Regions from separate parts of the Homo sapiens genome. Here all the other regions are linked to region 3. Evidence: chromatin loops called from intact Hi-C (ENCODE). Cell type or tissue: IMR-90. All regions are shown on one strand.

Evidence for each region. Hi-C counts contacts between places; a loop is a spot of excess contacts. Peaks named below come from ENCODE experiments on the same cell type or tissue, not always from the same donor. Only the 100,000 strongest peaks of a DNase experiment are listed, where the experiment ranks them.
Region 1: it touches region 3 in a loop (11-fold over the local background); 94 of 110 quality-filtered maps call a loop at or near these places.
Region 2: a loop joins it to region 3, with 5 times the contacts of the local background. A loop is called at or near these places in 5 of 110 quality-filtered maps.

Annotation. Positions count from the first base shown.
Region 1 is chr1:51,892,933-51,900,932 of GRCh38, reverse strand. No RefSeq gene overlaps it. Among named protein-coding and RNA genes, the nearest start is that of NRDC, 18 kb to the right of the region's middle. RefSeq lists an enhancer at 2,407-3,606. In IMR-90, a CTCF peak has its summit at 3,891 (motif pointing left); DNase peaks (open chromatin) are centred at 2,482, 3,122 and 3,862; H3K4me3 peaks cover 354 bases; H3K27ac peaks cover 2,210 bases.
Region 2 is chr1:51,789,561-51,797,560 of GRCh38, reverse strand. NRDC (nardilysin convertase) reads left to right here. Exons shown (of 31, transcript NM_001101662.2): 23 at 2,707-2,738; 24 at 2,951-3,089; 25 at 5,137-5,184; 26 at 5,463-5,515; 27 at 5,900-5,983; 28 at 6,571-6,661; 29 at 6,912-7,028; 30 at 7,904-7,993. Among named protein-coding and RNA genes, the nearest start is that of MIR761, 43 kb to the left of the region's middle. In IMR-90, no CTCF peak of the experiment used is centred here; a DNase peak (open chromatin) is centred at 4,490.
Region 3 is chr1:51,998,280-52,006,279 of GRCh38, reverse strand. No RefSeq gene overlaps it. Among named protein-coding and RNA genes, the nearest start is that of RAB3B, 12 kb to the right of the region's middle. RefSeq lists an enhancer at 677-1,521. In IMR-90, a CTCF peak has its summit at 3,797; DNase peaks (open chromatin) are centred at 539 and 3,809; H3K27ac peaks cover 843 bases.

The sequences.
Region 1 (8,000 bases), 110 kb after region 3:
TTGGGAGGCTGAGGCCTCATCCAGCCCGGGTGACAAGAGCAGGACTTCATCTCAAAAAAAAAAAACAACAAAAAACCTGGCACGGTGGCTCATGCCTGCCATCCCAGCACTTTGGGAGGCCAAGGCAGGTGGATCACCTGATGACAGGAGTTTGAGAACAGCCTGACCAACGTGGTGAAACCCTGTCTCTACTAAAAAAATACAAAAGTAGCCGAGCGTGGTGGCAAGTGCCTGTAATCTCAGCTACTGGGGAGGCTGAGGCAGGAGAATCACTTGAACCCAGGAGGCGGAGGTTGCAGTGAGCCAAGATCGTGCCATTGCACTCCAGCCTGGGCAACAGAGCAAGACTCAGTTTCAAAAAAAAAAAAAAATCTGTATTCATAACCAATGCATCTCATTGCTTCTTGCCCTCAATTGATCCTCCTGGGATTAGCAACAATCTCTCTGAAATTTCTTCATTTTTCCCCATTCCATTGATATTGCTGCAATTTTTTTTTTTTTTTTTTGAGACGGAGTCTCGCTCAGTTGCCCAGGCCGGAGTGCAGTGGCACAGCTCACTGCAAGCTCCGCCTCCCAGGTTCACACCATTCTCCTGCCTCAGCCTCCCGAGTAGCTGGGACTACAGGTGTCTGCTACAACGCACAGCTAATTTTTTGCATTTTTAGTAGAGACGGGGTTTCACCGTATTAGCCAGGATGGTCTCCATCTTCTGACCTTGTGATCCGCCTGCCTCGGCCTCCCAAAGTGCTGGGATTATAGGTATGAGCCACCGTGCCCAGCCTATTGCTGCAATTTACACCATCAACTTACCTCACCAGAAGAGCCTAGTAGTTAAGAACACAGGTTCTGGAAACAGACTATGTAGATTTGAATTCTGGCTCACTAGCTGTGCATTTTTGGGAAAATTACTTAATCGCCTTAATCTCTCTATATCTCAGATTCCACATCTGTAAAGGAGGGATACTTCTTAGGGTTGCTGTGAGAATTAAATGAGTTAATATATATAAACTGCTTAGAAGAATGCCTGGGAGGCAATAAATGCTAGCTACCATACTATTCTTGGTTTCTTTCTGTTTCAGAGTCCTGCAGGAATCAGATGGCACACTCAAACTAGATAATTTGAGGAGTGCTTAATAAAGGAATCATTTACAAAATGAGTGCAGGGTTTAGAGAGACCAAAAAGGGATACAAAATTTCCCCAGTGCTAGCTAGCAACAGCTAGCTAATCATCACTACCCAAAGGTAGTAACAAGGGATGTGGGGGGAGTGATTTGATTACCAGAATCTGAAGAGGGCAGTTGTGTGGCAGATGCTGTCTGCTAAGAGCAGTGACCTTTGGTGGAGAGAAATGTCCTCACACAAAGACTCGCTAGGGAGGGAGGTGGGGGATAAATTATTGGACCTGTCTTTCCCCATGACCTCTGATCTCCTACTGCTATCTCCCAATGCCGGACTCAACCAAAAGCCAGAGGGCAAAGGAGTCCAGCAGGAGCCCACATAGGTCAAACTTCTGGGATATGCAGCAGGTAAGTAGAGGGAGTACAGCAGGTCTTCGAATAATGTCATTATGTTCAACGACGTTTCATTATAACGTTGATGAAAAAAATAGATTCCTGGCAGAGGCCACCGTGTGTGAAGTCTGCACATTCTCCTCATGACTGCGTGGGTTTTCTCTGGGTACTCCAATTTCCTCCCACATCCCAAAAATGTGCACATTAGGTGAACTGGTGTGTCTAAATGGTCCCAGTCTGAGTGAGTGTGGCGTGTGGGAGAGTGTGCCCTGTGAGGGAATGTCGTCCTGTCCAGGACTGGTTCCCGCTTTGTGCTCTGCTTCTGGGATAGGCTCTGGCGACCTGTAACACTGACCTGGAATAATTGGGAAAATAATTATCTTATACTTGTTTTTATTAATCTTTCTTAAATGTATGTATAGCTCACATTTATTATATTTCAAGGTTTAATATTAGAAGTGTTTTGGGTCTTTATTTAGATGTTTGATGTTTCGTGACCAGAAATATGCCATAGGAACTTATTTATATCAATTAGCCTACAGCTAAATTGATTTCTTTATATATTGTTTCCCTTAGTCACGGTTTCCAAGAATCTATCGATGACATTGAAGACTTACTGTATCTGGAGATGCAAACAGAAAATATCTAGCACACCTTCCCCCTAGCCTTGCCCTCCTCCGTTCTTTGTCTTGCAGTCATGAATGATCTTTCTAAAGCAGGAAATGATATTGTTCTGCCTCATCTGATGCATGTTGGTAGCTCCCCCTCTCTCAGGATAAAGTCTATACTCCTTAACATAAAATGCAGGGCTTAATAATTATCTCCAGTTCACCCCTCCAGTTTTAACTCTCGCCATTTTCCTCTCAACCTTTCCGGTTGAGCCATATGCAATTACTTTCAAACCTACAAGAGCATTCCTTTCTTTGACCTTTCTCATGTCCTGGAACTCTGCCTGGAATCATCCTTCTCCCCTTTCATTCTTCTTCACTTAACTAATTCTTACTCATCCTTTATTTATACATAGAAGGGGTTTCTCTTACCCAGCTAGATTTTGGGGGAATCTAAGCTCTGTTTCTGTGGCAATGCTTTTTTTTTTTTAGATGGATTCTCGCTCTTGTCACCAGGCTGGAGTGCAGTGGTGCAATCTCTGCTCATTGCAACCTCCGCCTCCCAGGTTCAAGTGATTCTCCTGCCTCAGCCTCCTGAGTAGCTGGGATTACAGGCATGAGCCATCACACCCGGCCAGTAGCAATGATTTTCTAAGTTCTGAAAGTAGTGGCATGTTAAGGCTGATATTTGGTAGTATTTTCATCTTTTATGCGGATTTTTTTTTATTCTCATGAGGTTCTAATTATATATGATAGGTACTTAGCCTACAAGGCGGTACTGAAAGTAATGAGTTGAGTTTTTAATGAGCTTATCAATATATAACTTCAAAGGGCTCATTTGAAAACCACTGAAACCTAATCTATATTCCTGGAATCTTGGGATGCTAAGATAGACTTCTAGGAGTCTTATTTACATTGAGAAATATGGGAGCTATTTCCCATATTTCCCAATGAGAAATATGGGAGCTATGATAAGTATTCCTTTTGGAAAGATGACTGGGCTCTGACAGACAGGAAATCAGTCACATGAGTGGAATGTAGACAAAACCTGCTTTTGGTCTGTGGGCTGAAGGATGAGAAGAAAATAAAATGTAATAAAGGTTTGTTTTTTCAAAACTATATAGTCATCTTCTATGTACCAGATAACATATTTTCTCCAAGTAGAAGTGAATTCACAATATTAAAGAACTTCTAGGCTGGGCACAGTGGCTCATGCCTGTAATCCTAGCACTTTGAGAAGCCGAGGCGGGAAGATTGCTTGAGCCTGGCCAACATGGTGAAACCACCCACCTCCCCCAAACTCCGACCCCCACAGAACCTCCCCACTTCCCCCACTCCGTCTCTACAAAAAATACAAGAATTAGCTGGGTGTGGTAGCACATGCCTGTGGTCCTAGCTACTTTGGGGGGCTTAGGCAGAAGGATGGCTTGAATCCCAGAGGTAGAGGCTGCAGTGAGCTGAGGTCGTGCCACTGCACTCCAGCATGGGCGACAAAGTGAGACCCTGTCTCAAAACAAAACAAAACCAAAACCAGAACAACATCTATTGAATGCTCCTTTGTCTGACTCTTTTTTTGACAACAAAACCCAAAACAAACAAACAAACAAACAAACAAAAAACCCCAAAGGCTCTCATAATGGAGGAACATGGGTGGTGGTTTAAAGGGAGATAGGATGTGTCCTGGCAAAATCAAGATGGAAAGTCTGCTTCTTCTTCCCCCTTAAGACCAAACATTCTTGTTGAAGAAGACACCCACTTCTGTGTCTCTAGCTCCACCTTGAGGTTTATCAAGAAATCACCTATTCCGGCCACAACGGGTGAATTAGGTTAAAAAGAGCCGAGATCTTTATGCTGTGCCAACAGCTCTTGAACTTGTACTTTGGGCCAGGCTCTGTAATAAGTGCTCTTTGAACATAATGACATTTAATCCTCACAATAATCTTATAACAAATGTATTTTATAATGAGGAAAATTAAGATTAAGAGAGTTTCAAGAATTCAGGACTGGTATAAGATCACACAAGTGGCAGAGTCAGGATTTGAACCCAGCATCTTCTAGGCCTTCGTTTTCGTTCACAAGTGTCTGTGTATACACTCATGTGCACATCTATCACACATGTTTTTCTTTTCCTTTACAACACACCTGTACATCAATCATTTTATTTAATTCTCACAACAACTCTATTAAGTGGGAATTAATATCCCTTTTTGGAAGAAGGTGAGGCTTAGAGAAATAACCTAATTTTCCCTAGGTCATATGGCTCTTAAGCAGTGAGTTTAACCCAGGGCTCCTTTCTCAACTATATGAATAACATGCAACTTCTCAAGCTGACTTGTGATGACTCCTCACAACTTCTTGTCAGTAGCTCCTTGATATTACCAAAGAATTCATCTGAAGACTTGCAAAACCCCCTACTTTAGGAGTGACACTGTAGAACATAATGTCCAAACAAGACACATGTACAATGAGAAGAGTACAGTAAAGCAACATTAAGACGTGGATGAGGTGGGGCACAGTGGCGCACGCCTGTAATCCCAGCACCTTGGCAGGCTGAGGTGGGTGGATCACTTGAGCTCAGGAACTCAAGACCAGTCTGAGAAACATGTTGAAACCCCGACATTACAAAAAATACAAAAATTAGCCAAGGATGGTGGTACACATCTATAGTCCCAGCTACTCGGGAGGCTGATGTGGGAGGATTGCTTGAGCTGGGGAGACAGAGGGACTTGGATGCTATAGGAGATTGACTAGGCTGATTTACTTTTCCCACATTTTCCCACAGACCAGCATCATGGTGCATGATCTAAACTGGCCCTGTAATGTTAAAAATTATTCCAGGTCAGGGACCACTGGGGTTCATCACTTTTGATTAATGGAAATGAATATTAATATTAAATCCATTAAATTCAAAATATATTTAGTGATGGTATGCTCCTACTGCTTGAATTTGCATTTTCTTTCTTTTTTTGTGTGATGTCCTCCTTTTGCCTGCAAACACTTTCTGTCCTTCTGCCAATGAAACAGAAAATTTGAGAGTTGTGAGATAAATGGTAACACCAAGTGCTGGAGGAAAGAAGACAGGTATCTGTCTGTACCTGGAGAGCAGGAGAAAGTTTAGAAACAGGGCTAAAGGACTAGGAAGTATTCTCTAGGTATAAATGTCTGGGTGTTAGGGATGGGAGAGAGTTGAGAGGACCTTCCAGGAAGAGGGAAAAGAAAGGGCAGATACAAGGAAGTCCGCACACAGAGTGGTGTGAGTAGGTTGTGTGGCTCCTGATGGTTGAAGTTTAAAATCAGAAGGGAGATTTGAATAGATGCTTACTTCTCAACAGGCTGCTCTGTTTTCTAAATATACCAGAGCAACAGTAAATAAGCATTTAATGCAAAACTTGCCCTCTTAAAACAGTGACTTTGGGATCATCAAAATTGCATTGTAACTGAAGACAACAGAAGCACAGGGGAGTGAATAGATGACCTCAGGACAGCTTATTCTGGGCTGAGATAGAATACAACATTCTCTCTCACTGCTTTTTTTTTTTTTTTTTTAAGTTCTGGGATACATGTGCTGAACGTGCAGGTTTGTTACATAGGGATACATATGCCATGGTGGTTCGCTGCACTTATCTAACCATCATCTAGGTTTTAAGCCCCGCATGCATTCGGTATTTGTCCTAATGCTGTCCCTCCCCTTGCTCCCCACCCCCTGACAGGCCCCAGTGTGGTGTTCCCCTCCCTGTGTCCATGTGTTCTCATTGTTCAACTCCCACAAACGAGTGAAAACATGCAGTATTTGGTTTTCTGTTCCTGTGTTAGTTTGCGGAGAATGATGGCTTCCAACTTCATGCATGTCCCTGCAAAGGACATGAACTCATCCTTTTTTATGGCTGCATAGTATTCTATGGTGTATATGTGACAATTTTTTTTATCTAGTCTATCTTTGATGGGCATTTGGATTGGTTCCAAGTCTTTGCTATTGTAAATAGTGCTGCAATAAACATAAGTGTGCACATATCTTTATAGTAGAATGATTTATAATCCCTTGGGTACATACCCAGTAATGGGATTGCTGGGTCAAATGGTATTTCTGGTTCTAGATCCTTGAGGAATCACCACACTGTCTTCCACAATGGTTGGACTAATTTACACTCCCACCAACAGTGTAAAAGTGTTCCTGTTTCTCTACATCCTCTCCATCTGTTGTTTCCTGACTTTTTAATGAACGCCATTCTAATTGGCGTGAGATGGTATCTCATTGTGGTTTTGATTTGCATTTCTCTAATGACCAGTGATGATGAGCTTATTTTCATAGGTTTGTTGGCCACATAAATGTCTTCTTTTGCAAAGTGTCTGTTCATATCCTTTGCCCACTTTTTGATGGGGTTGTTTGTTTTTTTCTTGTAAATTTGTTTAAGTTCCTTATAGATTCTGGATATTAGACTTTTGTCAGATGGATAGATTGGCAAAATTTTCTCCCATTCTGTAGGTTGCCTGTTTAGCCTGATGATAGTTTCTTTTGCTGTGCAGAAGCTCTTTAGTTTAATTAGATCCCATTTGTCAATTTTGGCTTTTGTTGCAATTGCTTTTGGTGTTTTAGTCATGAAGTCTTTGCCATGCCTATGTCCTGAATGGTATTGCCTAGGTTTTCTTCTAGAGTTTTTATGGTTTTAGGTTTTAAGTTTAAGTCTTTAATCCATCTTGAGTTAATTTTTGTATAAGGTGTAAGGAAGGGGCCCAGTTTCTGTTTTCTGCATATGGCTAGCCAGTTTTCCCAGTACCATTTATTAAATAGGGAATCCTTTCCCCATTGCTTGCTTTTGTCATGTTCGTTGAAGATCAGGTAGTTGTAGATGTGTGGCATTATTTCTGAGGCCTCTGTTCTGTTCCATTGGTCTACATATCTGTTTTGGTACCAGTACCATGCTGTTTTGGTTACTGTAGCCTTGTAGTATAGTTTGAAATCAGGCAGCGTGTTGCCTCCAGCTTTATTCTTTTTGCTTAGGATTGTCTTGGCTATACAGGCTTCTCTTTTGGTTCTATATGAAATTTAAAGTAGTTTTTTTCTAGTTCTGTGAAGAAAGTCAATGGTGCTTGATGGAAATAGCATTGAATCTATAAATTACTTTGGGCAGTATGTTCATTTCTACGATGTCAATTCTTCCTATCCATGAGGATAAAATGTTTTTCCGTTTGTGTCCTCTCTTATTTCCTTGAGCAGTGGTTTGTAGTTCTCCTTGAAGGGGTCCTTCACATCCCTTTTAAGTTGTATTCCTAGGTATTTTATTCTCTTTATAGCAATTGTGAATGGGAGTTCACTCATGATTTGGCTCTCTGCTTGTCCATTATTGGTGTATAGGAATACTTGTGATTTTTGCACATTGATTTTGTATCCTGAGACTTTGCTGAAGTTGCTTATCAGCTTAAGGAGTTTTTGGGCTGAGACTACGGGGTTTTGTAAATATACCATCATGTTATCTGCAAACAGAGGCAATTTGACTTCTTCTCTTCCTTGAATTTGCATTTTCAAGGCAGTCCATAAAGTGGATAACCCAAATGAATGAATTAACGTTTAAACCACAGGCATTTGATGTAGGCCCTAGGAGTAGCTGTTGGTGACAAAATGGTGTAATGGAAAAGCTGTGAGCTTTGTAGTAGGACCTAAGACTGAATTCCTGCTCTGCCACTTGCTAGCTGTGTGTCCTTGGGCAAGTTATTAATGTTTCTGGCCTCAATTTCCTTACCGTTGAATAAGGAGTCAGTGGACTCAGAGGATATTAACTTTTGTAAATCCGTCTTATTTTTCACAGAAAGTAATTGCTAAAGTTGGTATACCAGTAAACGAATTGTCCTGTTGGAATCTAATGACTGATTTTCAATAGATGGA
Region 2 (8,000 bases), 210 kb after region 3:
AGAACTAGTATGTCAAGCCTGTTTGTGAAGCTAAGGTGCTGGGCTTTATCCTGTAGAAATGGAGAACCATTAAAGGATTTAAGAAGATTTGTGGTTAAGAAATATCCAGAGAGACAAGTTATGAAGCTGTTTTAAAGTACAGATATGATTCCACTCATAGGAGTTATCTAAAGTAGTCAAATTCATAGAAGCAGAAAATATAATGGTGGTTTCCAGTAGTTGGGGAGAAGAGGGAAGAGACAAGTTATTTTATGGGTACAGAATTTTGGTTTTGCAAGATGAAAAAGTTCTGAAAATCTAATCTACTGCACAACAGTGTGAATATAGTTAACATTATTGAACTGTACCCCTTTTTTTTCTGAGACAGAGTCTCGCTCTGTCACCCAGGCTGGAGTCCAGTGGCGTGATCTTGGCCCAACTGCAACCTCCACCTCTTCGGTTCACGCCATTCTCCTGCCTCAGCCTCCCAAGTAGCTGGGACTACAGGCACCTGCCACCTCACCCAGCTAATTTTTTGTATTTTTAGCAGAGATGGGATTTCACCGTGTTGGCCAGGATGGTCTCGATCTCCTGACCTCGTGATCTGCCCACCTCGGCCTCCCAAAGTGCTGGGATTACAGGTGTGAGCCACCGTGCCTGGCCCTGAACTGCACACTTTTAAAAATGGTTGAGATTGGCCAGGCGCGGTGGCTCACGCCTGTAATCCCAGCACTTTGGGAGGCCGAGGTGGGCGGATCACAAGGTCAAGAGATCGAGACCAACCTGGCCAACATGGTGAAACCCCGTCTCTGCTAAAAATACAAAAATTAGCCGGGCTTGGTGGCACATGCCTGTAGTTCCAGCTACTCGGGAGGCTGAGGCAGGAGAATTGCTTGAATCCGGGAGGCGGAGGTTGCACTAAACTGAGACTGTGCCACTGCACTCCAGCCTGGGCGACAGAGTGAGACTCCTCGTCTAAAAAAAAAAAAAGTTGAGATTATAAACTTTATATTATTTTATCAAAATAAAAAGCTGGAGTGAAGGCTGTGCAAGGCGGCCCACGCCTGTAATCCCAGCACTTTGGGAGGCTGAGGCAGGCAGATTGCTTGAGGCCAGGGATTCAAGACCAGCCTGGCCAACATGGTGAAAACCTGTCTCTATTAAAAATGCAAAACTTAGCCAGGTGTGGTGGTGGGCATCTTGTAATCCCAGCTTCTTGGGAGGCTGAGGCAGAAGAATCACTTGAGCCTGGGAGGCAGAGGTTGCAGTGAGCCGAGATCACGCCACTGCACTCCAGCCTGGGTGACAGAGTGAGAGTCTGTCTCAAAAAAAAAAAAGAGTTGGGAGTGAAAAATATTGAAGCCTGATGTTAGGCCAAATAAATGAAAAATAATTGCTTAAGGCTGGACATGGTGGCTTATGCCTGTCATCCCAGTACTTTGGGAGGCTAAGGTGGCAGAATCGCTTGAGCTCAGTAGTTTGAGACCAGCCTGGGCAACATAGTGAGACACCACTTCCAAAAAAATTAAAAAAAATTAGCTGGGTGTAGCAATGCACACCTGTAATCTCAGCTACTTGGGGGCTGAGGTGGGAGGATTGCTTGAGCCCAGGAAGTGGAGGCTGCAGTGAGCTGAGGTCATGCCACTGCCCTCCAGCCTGGGCAATAAAGCAAGACCCTGGTGTTTTTTTTTGTTTGTTTAAAGAAGTGCTTAAGAAATAGAAGATGATGGAAATTCACTCAGTGGGAGTGAGAGAGAAGGCAGTCTAGAATGATGCCCAGATTTCTTTCTTGAAGCAGTGGGTTGGTGGAACAGGAACAGTAGTAAGAGTGGGAGCATATGAGGAGTTTGTTCTGATACGTATTTAGTTGGAAATGTCTGTGGGGCCTTGTACCTGACTAAGGCCTTTTCCTCAGTCAGATGCTTGTTCAAGATTCTCTCCCTGAACTGTTTTGTTATTAACCATCCTCCTCCATGCCTTCCCAGTTTCTCAGGGCTGGCCCTTTGATTGGAATATATAAATGGCCACTCTTGAAATTGTGGCTGCTATCCTCCCCTTTCTCTCTATCTTCATTCTGCAACCCCAGAACCAGCCTTAGTTTCTGTCTTGGCCACCAAAAGAATCTTAAGTCTCAGTCCACAAAGGGAAGAGAAGAAATAGGCTGCCTGTTTTTCCGAGCACCGTTGAAGTACCAGGCAAGGGCTTTTGATACAGAGTCCTTAGTACCATGAATTTCCTCCAGTAGAAATCACTTTAGAGAAGAGCTAATCCCTCCATTTATCCCTTATTTTATAGATAAGAAAACAGAATTCTTAAGAAGGGAAGAGGATGTATTCACTCAGTATTAAATGTTATTTTCTTTGCTTTATCCAGGTTCTATGTCAATGGGCCCAGGATTCTGAAACATAGTCCATGTTGTCATAAAGGCCACAGCCTAGTTGGGTAAACCAACACTGAACAATTAAGTTTGATCCAGTTGGGAAACTGTATTATGGGTAAACAGATTGCCAAGAGAGCCAGAACAGTTAAGAGCTGCTTAGTGTTCCACAAACACAATCAATCTTGAATCAGTCAATGAATAACTTGCCAGCATTTAGGTCACCAACTATATCTGCTTTCCTAAAGCTATGCAGGGCTCCCCAAGCAATTGGAACATTGATATTAGCTGATTCTGGGTGAAATGAATGTCTAGAGAGCTTAATGTAGTTATTCTCTTTTGCCTCTTAGGAATCTATGGATTTCCTGAAATATGTTGTTGAGTAAGTATTTGAATTTTCTCTTTGGGGTTATGTGTTCTTACCAGCGAGAGGGCATGGAGCCACAATTCAGTTAATTGTTACTAAACACCCAATTGAAATACTACTTGTAGTAGATTTTTTTGAGGCTGGTGTACAAGGCAATTGAAAAGTTAGAAGGCCTAGCTTCTTATAGTTTTTGGGTGCCTCAGTGACCCATACTGATTCTCTTGCAGCAAACTAAACTTCAAGCCTCTGGAGCAGGAGATGCCTGTGCAGTTCCAGGTGGTAGAGCTGCCCAGTGGCCACCATCTATGCAAAGTGAAAGCTCTGAACAAGGGTGATGCCAACTCTGAAGTCACTGTGTACTACCAGGTCAGTTGGGTGTACTAAAGACTGGCGGAAGGCCCAGTGCCTGGGGATCAGGGACCCCGTGACCTTCAAGGCCCTTTTATAGTTACTTCTGTAGTTTCATGCTTGGGGCCATTTGTCCTCTTGAAGCAACTACATTTAAAAATTGCTCCTGTTGGTAAAATGGATCCTTTTTCAATCACAGTGAGGTATTGCTTCATTAATCACCTAAGTACTAATCTAGAGGGCCAGAAACCGAGGTGTGGGTGGAAATCCCTACATGTGCCCCTGATAGAACTCCCAAGTAGCAGAAGGACATTTGTTAAGGGGCAGTTTTGAAAAGAAGACAGAAGTAAACATAGCCAAACAATTAAGACACAGCAAAGAGAACGACTACTAGAGTCATAAATGTTTAAAGCACCTGAGAGGAAGGATTTATCACCTCTGTTTTAGGGTGACAACTCCATGATCCAGAGCCCCTTACTTCTTGAGGTCGTACCAGCTGGGTCTCAGATTATTCCTTTTGTCTTCAGATTCTGTGTTCTTTCCACACCATTCTACTGGGGTGTGTGGTGCTTAAAGGAAGGAAGCACGTGGCAGTAATCACAGTTAGCTCTAGCCTATAGCCTGCTTTAACCTGTGGTTGGTCCCACTCGCTTCTAGAACCACGGGGATCTTCCTTAAACCTTGCCTGTCTAGTCTGATTACTGACTCCCCAAATTCTGGGGCTCCTGTAGCCGCTGCTGTTATCTTGGGTTCCCTGCATCAGGAATTCACTTCTTTGTCAGGTCTTGTGAAGATCCCTGACTGGGCTTTGGGTGGGATGGACTGATTATCATTTCTTTGTCTTGTATCTCTGCCCCTGGGCCTCAGCCTTATTCTGACATTATCCTGGTCTGGCTGTCAGGAGCAAATTCACTTGCCCGATGTCACGGTCATCTCTTGTTAGTGAAGTTGTGTCTTGTCCTAGTCTTCTTAATGAGTACTTTGATTCAGGAGCAACAGCACTTTTGGAGCTAGGTTGATAATATTTTTGTCCTTCCGTAGAGGCCCTGCTTCTCTCTGGAGCCTCTGTGGCTGTAGCATTCCAACCTGCAGCCTCTTCTAGGTTATGACTACCAGGTCCCAAACTCCACAAATGGTACAGCCTAGCCTTTCTTAACCTAGTCTACATTTTCAGTGCCTCTGACTGCTTACAACCCCGGTACAGGAGTACTCATTTTCGGCAGGATTTCACATTGTAAGACTATGTTTATAGAAATGCTTTCCATCAGTCACCTCTTAGCACTAGCTTCTAATACAAACTGTTCCCTTTTGGAAACCATATCCTTTCTCAGAGAGCATTGGTTTTGTTGTGGTCTGTTTAGAGGGAAACAGAAAATCTCAATGCTGACTAATCAGGTCTTGCAAGGGCACATAGGCATTAGCCTCTTCCTCTGGTGAGTGGGAAGCAAATGAGTCTGTGTGAGAGGAACCTGCAAGATCCTGACTCTGGGAGGCACTAGCAACATCCTTGTTTATTGGCCTCCTGTCCTTTCATTCTGAATGCATTATTTTGCCAGTCTTGGGCAGCTAGCATGTGGTCCCAAAGCGTGGCTTCTTTCTCTGAAGTATTTTTCTTATCAACTGGTTTTGGTCCTTTTATGTGGCACTGGTTCTTGTTGTGTGGCACTATTCATTTTCTCTCCTCTTGAGGAATAGATCCAGATACATTTCAGGATCCCCAAACATTTCCTGCTGTCTTCCTTAGGGCTTTGAGTTGCAAGTACTTAATTTTAGAATGTGTCCTCTGACAGGATCTGGCAGGTCAGGGATTATTAATCTCACCTTTGTTTGCACCTGCAATTCTATGCTAGTGCCGGGAGTACAAATGGTCAAGCATGACTCCTGTCCTCATAGACCTTCAGTCTGGTGGGAAAGCAGATATGTAAACAACATCAAAGTATGATTAACTCTCTTGGGGGAGAGCGATTGGTGGTGATACCTAAGTGGTTGCCTAGAATAGCTGGATTATTTAAAAGCCCTGTAAACCACTGGATATTCAGTTGGCCTGACAACCTTCTCTTTTCAGTCAGGTACCAGGAGTCTAAGAGAATATACGCTTATGGAGCTGCTTGTGGTAAGTGCATAAAGGAGATGCTGAGGTTTTCAGCAGCCCCTGACCCACTATGAGGCCCGGCCTTTTCTGCCTGGGTTAGGGACATGGGGTAGTCAGAGATCTGTGATTTGAAGGTGAGATGGTCATTTACTGTTCTCACCCAGTATAAGCCTGGGCCAATTAGGAAAAAGGCACTAAGGGAGGCTGGACTTGGGAGGTATGTGAAACACTCTGGGGAGAGAAATGGAGGTTTCTCTGCTGGGAGGAGTTGGGCTGATGGGCAGTATGTTGAATTACAGATGCACATGGAAGAACCTTGTTTTGACTTCCTTCGAACCAAGCAGACCCTTGGGTAAGTCAGCTGGCAGGGCCACTGAGCTCAAATAAGGGCCTAGGGCTTACTTTGCAGGCTGTTCATCAGATATCCCTACTGAGCAGCCTGTTAGAGCTTCCTTCCATCTCATAGGGTGATATTTAGTCATCCAAACTTTTGGAATTTGTATCTTTGACTGTAATCAGGTTTTCAGTTTGGTCAAGTTTCAAGATAAGAAAAAAGGCTAGTTTGTGGTCCCCAATTCAGGAGAGGTATGGACACCTTAACATTTTTGGGTCCTGTTTCAGGACTTCCAGTTCCAATAAGGATGGGCAGAAACTTTTCCCACTCCTATCTAGTGCCTCCAAGGCCAGGGCCCAGATGATCACCTGAGCTCATATAACTTTTCTCTCTGGCTTGTAGGTACCATGTCTACCCTACCTGTAGGAACACATCCGGGATTCTAGGATTTTCTGTCACTGTGGGGACTCAGGCAACCAAATACAAGTGAGTGAGTGAGTGAATAGATGAGTGTAACCTATTATGGACATGGAGAGTAGGGGCTACATGTGTTTCCTTAAACCTTGGGCAACCCTGACCAAGCAGGTTTGCTCTATTTAGTCAGTGGAAGCTGGGAAGATGGGGGTTGTTATAGATGGTCTGTTCCAGGACTGATCAATAGTTCCAGTGGCCCTTTCAGACTTGATTCAAGTCCTGTGGTCATTGTGTGGGGCTTGCCAGTGTTTCTTCTCTTCAGGCAGACCTGAGGACAAGAAGGGAAAGGATGCCTGATCTGACAGGCATTGCTGAAACCTGTTAGTTTTCAGCTTTGGAATGGTCATACATGGTTGTGACTGCTTCATTATGAGGATACCAGGAAACTGGGCTGGAGGTGGGGTGAGGGGGAGGGTTCTTTCTCTTTCTGTCCTCAAAGTCAGGTGGAATACTGAGGCCTGGGAAAACACTTTAGCTTTTTTTCCTGGATATATGTCTTAGTCTTAATTCCTTCTTTTGCCTTCTGCCTGAGATCGGGTTTCTGATGACTTAATTGAAGATGTTTTGTTTTAGTTCTGATTGAAGATGTTTTGTTTCAGTTCTGAAGTTGTTGATAAGAAGATAGAAGAGTTTCTTTCTAGCTTTGAGGAGAAGATTGAGAACCTCACTGAAGAGGCATTCAACACCCAGGTGACTGTGCCAGCCTGGTCTTTTGGCCTTTGGCCCACACAAGCCCCCAGATACAAATCTTAACAGGGCTTCGCCGGCCAGTTTTTGAGCTTTGCAGCCCCACCTTCCTCTTACAATAGTGTCTCCCTAGCTTCATCCGTGCCTCTTATACTGGCATGTCCATCACAAGCCGGGCTGGACAGGGCCCAGTGTGTTCTGTGGGAAGTGGTATGTTGCCTCACCTGAGCATCTTTCTTTTTGGTGGGAACAGGTCACAGCTCTCATCAAGCTGAAGGAGTGTGAGGATACCCACCTTGGGGAGGAGGTGGATAGGAACTGGAATGAAGTGGTTACACAGCAGTACCTCTTTGACCGCCTTGCCCACGAGGTAACATGGTTTTCAGAGTAAGACAGCTCAAACTGGTCAAGGTTCCTGATTCTACAGGCATCACAGGTCTGTGCACACCAGCATTGTGTGGAAGAGAAACTCGAAACACTAGTCCTGGCCTGATTACTCGCTCACTTCCTGAGTTTTCAGACTGGCCTCTCTAGCACCTTAGGTGGCCACGTGAGCTGGGTGCTAATCCTTACCACACCACCACCAATTTCAATCAGAGCAGCTCTATTTTTATGCTATATATTGAGGTCTACAAGATTTTGTGGAGAAAAAGAGTTTTGCCGTTTAAAGAAAATTGAGGACTCTTTGTCTTTACGGAGTTCATTATTCCAAGTGCATGTGTTTTGACAACTTCTATTCCAAAGTAGTAAAACCTATGAAAAAGATCTGGATCTTGTACTCCAGTGTGACTTTGGTTAATACATAGCCCCTACATGGTGAATTACCATAGGACATCATTGCTCTGTGATGTAAAGAGGTTATTTAGTAAGAGGCTTCATCTTAACACATTTTAGTTTTCTTAATAGAAGCAAGGTAGATTTCCTCAAGCCGTGGTATGCAGCTACCATGTAATTGGGAGGTGACACTAAGGGGATGTGGGTGTTGGGCTCAGTGTATGGTATTTAGCTGTAATTATAGCATCTGCTAACCTCTCTTGCCATTGTAGATGATTGGTATAAAATGTGAAGGCATGCCAGAGAGCTTCATCATCGTTTTGGTCTGGAAGGTTAGGGGTAACCTGAGAATAGGAAGAATAAAATGAGGTCTTCAGATGCTAAGCAGGTCCAGGGACATCTGCCTGGGGGTTAGGTTTAAGAGCTATCTTTCTTCTTGAATTTCTTTCCTATCTTCCCTTCCCTTGTAAGATTGAAGCACTGAAGTCATTCTCAAAATCAGACCTGGTCAACTGGTTCAAGGCCCATAGAGGGCCAGGAAGTAAAATGCTCAGCGTTCATGTGAGTA
Region 3 (8,000 bases):
CAGTAACAATCTGATCTCTCTTGCTTTTCCCCACAAGCTCTGTCTAGGCAGCGGGCAAGGTCAACCCATTGGGTGGTTACAAAGTGGGCACAGGAAGATTGTGGATTATGTGAGTTATCTGCACAGGAGGGCTATGTGTCCTGGACCATGAAGAAAGGCAGACTTAGGGCTTATCTGCCTTGTCTTTTTGCTTTTCCCTGCTCCGCCAGCCTAACGCCTTTTCCCTAATTCGGACTCCACAATTAGGTTAAGATTCTGTGGGTGTGTTGCGGTAAACTGAGGAACAGAGAGACTGATATGGGAAACCAGGAGGATATTTATTTTAAGGTACACACCAGCTCAGTGGATTCACATCCAAAAACCTGAGCCTTGAACAAAGACAGAGCAGGGTTTTTATAAGCAGGCTTACAAAAGCAAAACAAAGGCAGTTAATCATACAGTGCATAACTTGTGGCCTTGCATAGCTGGTGGCCTTGTAGCTGCGTCGAAAGAAAAACAAGAACTGGCTAAATACAGACATTTGTAAAACATAGTCATGCTTAAGAAGCCAGGGAAAGGAGTAACAGTAAAGGAATTTGTCTTCCTCTCTTTTTTTTTCCGTCAACCTTGCTCTGGAGGGAGGGGGTGGTGTCTGGAGCCCATTCCTTTGGCCTTGGTTTTTCTGAGTGTTATCTTATAACTGTCCTTGAAGTGAGCTGCTAAGCAGAGGAAAACTTGTTCTTCTTTTCTTTTTCTTTTTTTTGAGACAGAATCTTGCTCTGTCACCAGACTGGAGTGCAATGGCATGATCTCGGCTCACTGCAACCTCTGACTCCTTGGTTCAAGGGATTCTCCCACCTCAGCCTCCCGAGTAGCTGGGATTACAGGCACACACCACCACACTCAGCTAAGTTTTTGTATTTTTAGTAGAGACAGGGTTTCACCATGTTGGCCAGAATGGTCTCGATCTCCTGACCTCATGATCCACCCACCTCGGCCTTCCAAAGTGCTGGGATTACAGGCGTGAGCTACCATGCCCTGCCTTCTTCTTTTCTTTTTTAACCCTTGCCTTGCCACATTCTGGGCCTTAGCTTTTACTTTTCTTGGAGTGAATAAATGCAGCACTTATTATTTTTTAATTTCTGGCTCAGGTGGAGTGAAAGAAATACAAGTTCAAAGGGAAACGAAATGATGTAAAATTTCCAGCTATTAACAAGGACTTGTGCATGTATTAGTTTTAAGTGGATAATCTGGGTATCAAATTTCTGTCGTATTTAAAGTGTAGTGTATACATATTGAAAAGTGAGGCCGGGCGCGGTGGCTCACGCCTGTAATCCCAGCACTTTGGGAGGCCGAGGAGGGCAGATCACGAGGTCAGGAGATCGAGACTATCCTGGCTAACACGGTGAAACCCCGTCTCTACTAAAAATACAAAAAATTAGCCGGGCGTGGTGGTGGGCGCCTGTAGTCCCAGCCACTCGGGAGGCTGAGGCAGTAGAATGGCGTGAACCTGGGAGGCGGAGCTTGCAGTGTGCCGAGATAACGCCATTGCACTCTGGCCTGGGTGACAGAGCAAAAATCTATCTCAAAAAAAAAAAAAAATCACTCCTTGTTATACATGGTGTCCATTCCCCATTCGTATTTTATTATTATTATTTTTTTGAGACAGAGTCTCGCTCTGTTGGCCAGGCTGGAGTGCAGTGGCGCAATCTTGGCTCACTGCAACCTCCGCCTCCCGGGTTCAAGCAATTCTCATGCCTCAGCCTCCTGAGTAGCTGGGAGTACAGGTGCATGCCACCACGCCCAGCTAATTTTTGTATTTTTATTAGAAATGGGGTTTCACCATGTTGGCCAGGCTGGTCTTGAACTTCTGATCTCAGATGATCCACCCACCTCAGCCTCCCAAAACGCTAGGATTACAGGCATAGCCACCATGCCCAGCCACCCCATTCATATTTTAAAGTCCTAATCCAAGTACTTCAGAATGTGACTGCATTTGGAGATGAGGTCTTTAAAGAGGTAATGACGTTAAAATGAAGTCATATAGGTGGGCCCTAATGCAATAGCACAAGCATCCTTATCAGAAGAGGAGGTTGGGACATAGTTGAACACGGAGGGAAGACCACTGGAAGACACAGGGAGAAGTAGGCCATCTACAAGCCAAGGAGAGAGGCCTCAGAAGAAACCAATCATGTTCTCAGACTTCTAGCCTCCAGACTTAGAAAACAAATTTTTGTTGTTTAAGCTACCCTGTCTGTGTTACTTAGTTATGGCAGCCCTAGCAAATGAATTCACTCCTTTTCACCCCCATCATTACTACCATGGTCTAAACCATCAGCATTTGTTGCCTAGACACTTTCAGTGTAAGATCCACCATCGGGATGGCGCTTTTATCTGTCTTCTTGTTCACTGATATGCCTTCAAAACCTAGTATATTGAATGTCATGAAGATATTGTGAAAGAGGCCAGGCTCGGTGGTTCACACCTGTAATCCTAGCACTTTGGGAAGCTGAGGCGGGTGGATCACCTGAGGTCAGGAGTTCGATACCAGCCTGGCCAACATGGTGAAACCCCGTCTCTACTAAAAATACAAAAATTAGCTCGGCATGGCAGTGTGCACCTATAACCCCAGCTACTTGGGAGGCTGAGGCAGGAGAATCACTTGAACGCTGGAGGCAGAGGGGTTGCAGTGAGCCAAGGTCTTTTTTTTTTTTTTTGAGACAGAGTCTTGCTCAGTCACCCAGGCTGGAGTGCAGTGGCGTGATCTCAGCTCACTGCAAGATCCACCTCCCAGGTTCACGCCATTCTCCTGCCTCAGCTTCCTGAGTAGCTGGGACTACAGGCACCCGCCACCACGCCTGGCTAATTTTTTTTGTATTTTTAGTAGAGATGGGGTTTCACCATGTTAGCCAGGATGGTCTCGATCTCCTGGCCTCATGATCCACCCGCCTCAGACTCCCAAAGTGCTGGGATTACAGGCGTGAGCCACCATGCCCGGCTGCCAAGGTCTTGCCACTGCACTCCAGCCTGGGTGACAAAGCAAAACTCTGTCTTAAAAAAAAAAAAAGGATATTGTAAAAGAAAGAAAGAAAAAACAAAACCTAGTGTATAGGACCTGGTGTGTGTGTGTGTGTGTGTATTATATACATGTGGTGTATGTATATATATATATATAAATATATATAGCCATCCCACAAGTATTTATTGAATATATATGTATATATATAATGTCTGAGGTCCAAAAGTAGTACAAAGGAAGGGGTGATTAAATTATCTCCAAGTAAGTTGGATGGGATGACAGGATGTGTAGGAAGGAATTTTCTAGATTAGGAAGGGGTATTGAGGAAGTCACCTAAGAAAGAGACAAAGGCTTGGGCAAAAATGCTGAGATTTAAAGCAATTTCTGAGAACTCTAAGTCATTCCGTGTGGCCAGAGCACAAGGACCAAGGGGATTAGTTGGTTGAAAATAAAGTTGAAGATAAAAGAATTTAATCATATTTGCTAAGGAGGTTGGATTTTATCCTGTAGTACAATCAATATCACTGACTTTTTTCCAGTTTTTCCATTTAGATCTGTTTTGTACTTTATTATCCACGAATACCTGGAGAAGTCATTTAACCTTGCTGAGTTTCAGTTTTCTCTTCTGTTGAATGGTTGATGAGACATGAGATAATATATGGAAGTTACCTCAGAAGGTTCCCGGAATATAGCAGGTGCTTAACAAACACTAGTTCCCTGCCATTCAGCCCATATAACCAGGTTGATTTCAGCACCATGGTTACTGGTCAGTCCAGAGAGAGTACAGTTCCAATTTCGGACACAAGAGGGAGTATGAGACTTACCTTTGCCGAAGGTCACAGGCTTGCCTAACAGCCTCCCTTACTTAGCAAGCCCTCCAGGAAAGACAAATAGGAGACATTCTTCCAAAATTAGAAAGGCATCTGTCTTATTTTTGTTTTTCTGAGAAACAGAGGGTCTCACTCTGTCACCCAGGCTGGAGTGCAATGGTGCAATCACTCCTCAACCTCCCTGGGCTCAGGTGATCCTCCCACCTCAGCCTTCTAAACAGCTGGGACTACAGGTGCACCTGTAGGTCACCACACCCAGCTGACTTTTGTATTTTGTAGAGATGGGGTTTCGCTATGTTGCCCAGGATGGTCTCAAACTCCTGGGCTCAAGCAATCCCCCTGCCTCGGCCTCCAAATCACAGGGATTACAGGCATGAGCCACCGCACCCGGCCTACTCTGACTTGTTTTATAGATACTAAGCCATTGGTAACCGTTCTTCATTCCCTGGACACATATTTGAAGGTGGACTCATTGGCAAGCATAATGTACTTAGTTATCATGCTGAAAGTAGCTGATGTTATTCAATAGTCTAGTATGCACCACCTATTTTACATACATTATCATCTTTAATTTAACTCTCAATGAGCCAGTGAAATAATCCTTATCCTCATTTTACAGATAAGCAACCTATGGTCTAGAGAAATTCAATCACATAATTAGTGAATGGTAAAAGTTGGATTTGAACCCAGAACTGCCTGTTTCCAAAACTTAAGTTTATTATATTATATTAATTAATTAATTTAATGTATTTATGTATTTGAGATAGGGTCTCACTCTGTTGCCCAGGCTGCAGTGAAGTGGCACAATCAGGGCTCACTGCAGTCTCGACCTCCTGGGCTCAAGTTAACCTCCCACCTCAGCCTCCTGAGTAGTTGGGACTCTAGGTACGTGCCACCAAGCCTGGCTAATTTTTTTTATTTTTAGTCAACATGGGGTTTCGTCATGTTGCCCAGACTGGTCTTGAACTCCTGGATTCAAGCAATCTGCCCACTTTGACCTCCCAAAGTGCTGGGATTACAGATGGAAGCCACCGCACCCCGACGATTATACTTATTTTAATTCAATTCCCTCATTTAACAGAGGTCATCCAGAAAGGGGTCTGGTCAGTGGTGGATGATGTGAGACCAAGGAAGAACTTTGTGCCTAGGGTGAGCACAATTTTTTTTTTTAAGATGGAGTCTAGCTCTGTCACCCAGGCTGGAGTGCAGTGGCACAATCTAGGCTCACTGCAACCTCTGTCTCTTGGGTTCAAGTGATTCTCGTGCCTCAGCCTCCCACGTAGCTGGGACTACAGATGCACGCCACCATGCCAGGCTAATTTTTGTATTTTTAATAGAGATGAGGTTTCACCATGTTGTTCTGGCTGGTCTCGAACTCGTGAGCTCAAGAGATCCTCCCACCTCGGCCTCCCAAAATGCTGGGATTACAGGCATGAGCCACTGTGCCCAGCCAAGGGGGGAAGGTTCTAGTTAGTTGTTTACCCGTTGTCTTGCCCTGGGAAAACCACTTGTTCTCTCTGCATCTTAATTTCCTAAATCATCTCTAAAATGGATTGATTCTTTTTCATCCATCAGGTCTCAACTAAAATGTCACTTCCTCAGAGAGGCTGTCCCTGTTTAATCATCCTAAGATAATCATCTCTTCGGCATATTTCCTTAAATATGGTTATCACCATCTGAAATTATCATAGATAATTTGTGTACTTATTGTTTGTCTCTTCTCTGCAGATTCCTAATTTCTGTCTGAGCAGAGGTTCTGCCTGTTTAGTTCACGTTTGTGTACTCTGTGCTTAGTACAATGCTTGGCACATACTAAGTGATCAACACATCTTTGTGCAATGAATGAACGAATAATATAATGATGAAGAACTAGGACCAGAGGGTGGAAGCTACAAACAGGCAGATTTTAGCAGAGGACTTTACTAACAATAAGGGTTATCCCAAGGCAAGGTGGTCTGCCCTAGAGAAGGTGGTCTCCCCATCCTTGGAAGTGAGCAGATTAGGGCTATAGAGGGGGCCCCATGTTGGTTTGGTGGAGGGTTGATTTGAGGTTCCTCTGGCTCCTCATTAAAACCTTGATTAAGTTTTAAACTAATACTCCGATAACAGGATGCTATCCAGTCATTGTGTTAAATTATGGAATGGGTATTCTCTCTGTTTAATAACTGGAATAAAAGAGGCCCAAAGGGCCAGGGAAGCAGACACAGGGGACGGATAGTGCTAGATTCTGCTTCTGGGCTCTGTGGGAGAGGCCTGACTGAGACAGTAATGGCCTCTATTAAATTTAAATACAATAAATAAAGTATAATAATTATTTCCAGAGCAGTTGCTGCTTTTACCACCATTCCCCTTCTTCTGGCCCCTCTGTCCCCATGACTGTCTCTTTTGTTCTCTTTCACACAGCAAATGACACTACCCAAGTTAGAAAGCTCTCCTGGTTGCCTCAATTTTCTTTTGCCTCATCTACATCCAATCAGTCACCAAATCTTGTTTCTTTCATGTCCCAGTGCATTTCCCAGCTCAGGTCTTATAATCTCTCTTTCTTTTGTTGTTGTCGAGGTGGGGTCTCGCTTTGTTGCCCAGGCTGGTCTCAAACTCATGGATTCAAGCGGTCCTCTGGCCTCAGCCTCCTGAATAGCTGCGACTGTAGGCGCATGCCACTGTTCCTAGCTATTTTGTTTTGTTTTGTTTTTTGGAGGTAGAGTCTTGCTCTGTCGCCCAGGCTGGAGTGCATGATCCTGGCTCACTGCAACCTCTGCCTCCTGGATTCAAGTGATTCTCTTGCCTCAGCCTCCCAAGCAGCTGGGACTACAGGCTTGTGCTACCACGCCCGGCTAATTTTTTGTATTTTTAGTAGAGACGGGTTCTCACCATGTTGCCCAGGCTGGTCTTGAACTCCTGAGCTCAGGAAATCTGCCCACCTCGGCCTCCCAAAGTGCTGGCATCACAGACATGAGCCACTGCACACAGCCAGCTGAGCTATTTTGAAGTCACTCCACCAGCATTTTCTCTGGTGTCCCTGCTCCCAGTATCTTGGAACCTCCAATTCAATCCCTATTGTGCAGGCTATAAGATCTTTTTAAAACACAACTTTTGCCAAGTCTTCCCCTCGGATAAAGGCCTGTAACAGCCCTGCACTGCCCTGATCATGGAATCCATTGTGCTTAGCATGGCCACCGAGGCCTTGCCTGACCTCTGGCTCCGACTTAGCTCTTCTGCCTCACTCATCACTTGCTGCTCTGCCCATTATGCCTATGCTTCTAGAGACTCCAAGTTCTCTGAAGACTTCACATTATTTCACACCCTTTGGGCCTTTGTTCATGCTGGCCCATCTGCCTAGGTGGCTTCTCCATGCATTTAACTCCTACTTTTCCTTGGGGCTCAGTTTAATTAATTCTTAAGTCTACATCCCAGGACCTAGCACGGGGCCAGGTCTAACATCTCAGGTTCCTCTCTGCTGATCTGTCCCACTGTGAGAAAATAGTCATGTCTCACCAAATCTCTTATTGTGGCTAATTTGAGTCCTGGTTTTCCTTGCTTTCAGTAGCTAAGAAACCATGGGCCAGTTACTACTTGCTCACATCTAAGATGGCATGAATCAGTCCCAACTTCACAGGTTCATTGTGAAAGTTAAATGAGATGGCAGATATGAGAAGAAATCCTTTGTTAATACTTATGTACTTATTTATTCAGCATCAGTATAAGTATTTAATATTTATATACTTATCCCTGAGCTCTTCTAAGAATGGTTTAGGAGGCCCTGTGTTGGGTACTAGTATGGCCTTTCCTCTTGTGGAGTACAGATTAGTGGATCTTATAGTCTACTGTCCTGCACCAGACACTGAGTTCCTTGGGTCAGGGACCATATGTTATTCGTCTCTGCACAGCAGGTGTTCGGGAGATATTTGCTAGCTGGGTGAGTGAACCAGCGATTTATTGAATAAATGACTGAATGGCATTCTAGGTAGAGAGAAAAAAACAGATGCAAATTCACAAAGATGTTATGGAGCAGGCCACATTCAAAGAACTGCAAGTAGTTTAATGTCGTGGGAGCTCAGGGTGTGAAGGGGGTGTGACCAGCAGTGAGGCTGGAGGGTAGATGAGACCAGATCACCAGGGGCCATTAGGCTTATTAAACAGATAAGCTTCTGAGTAGGGCAATGGGAGGTTTC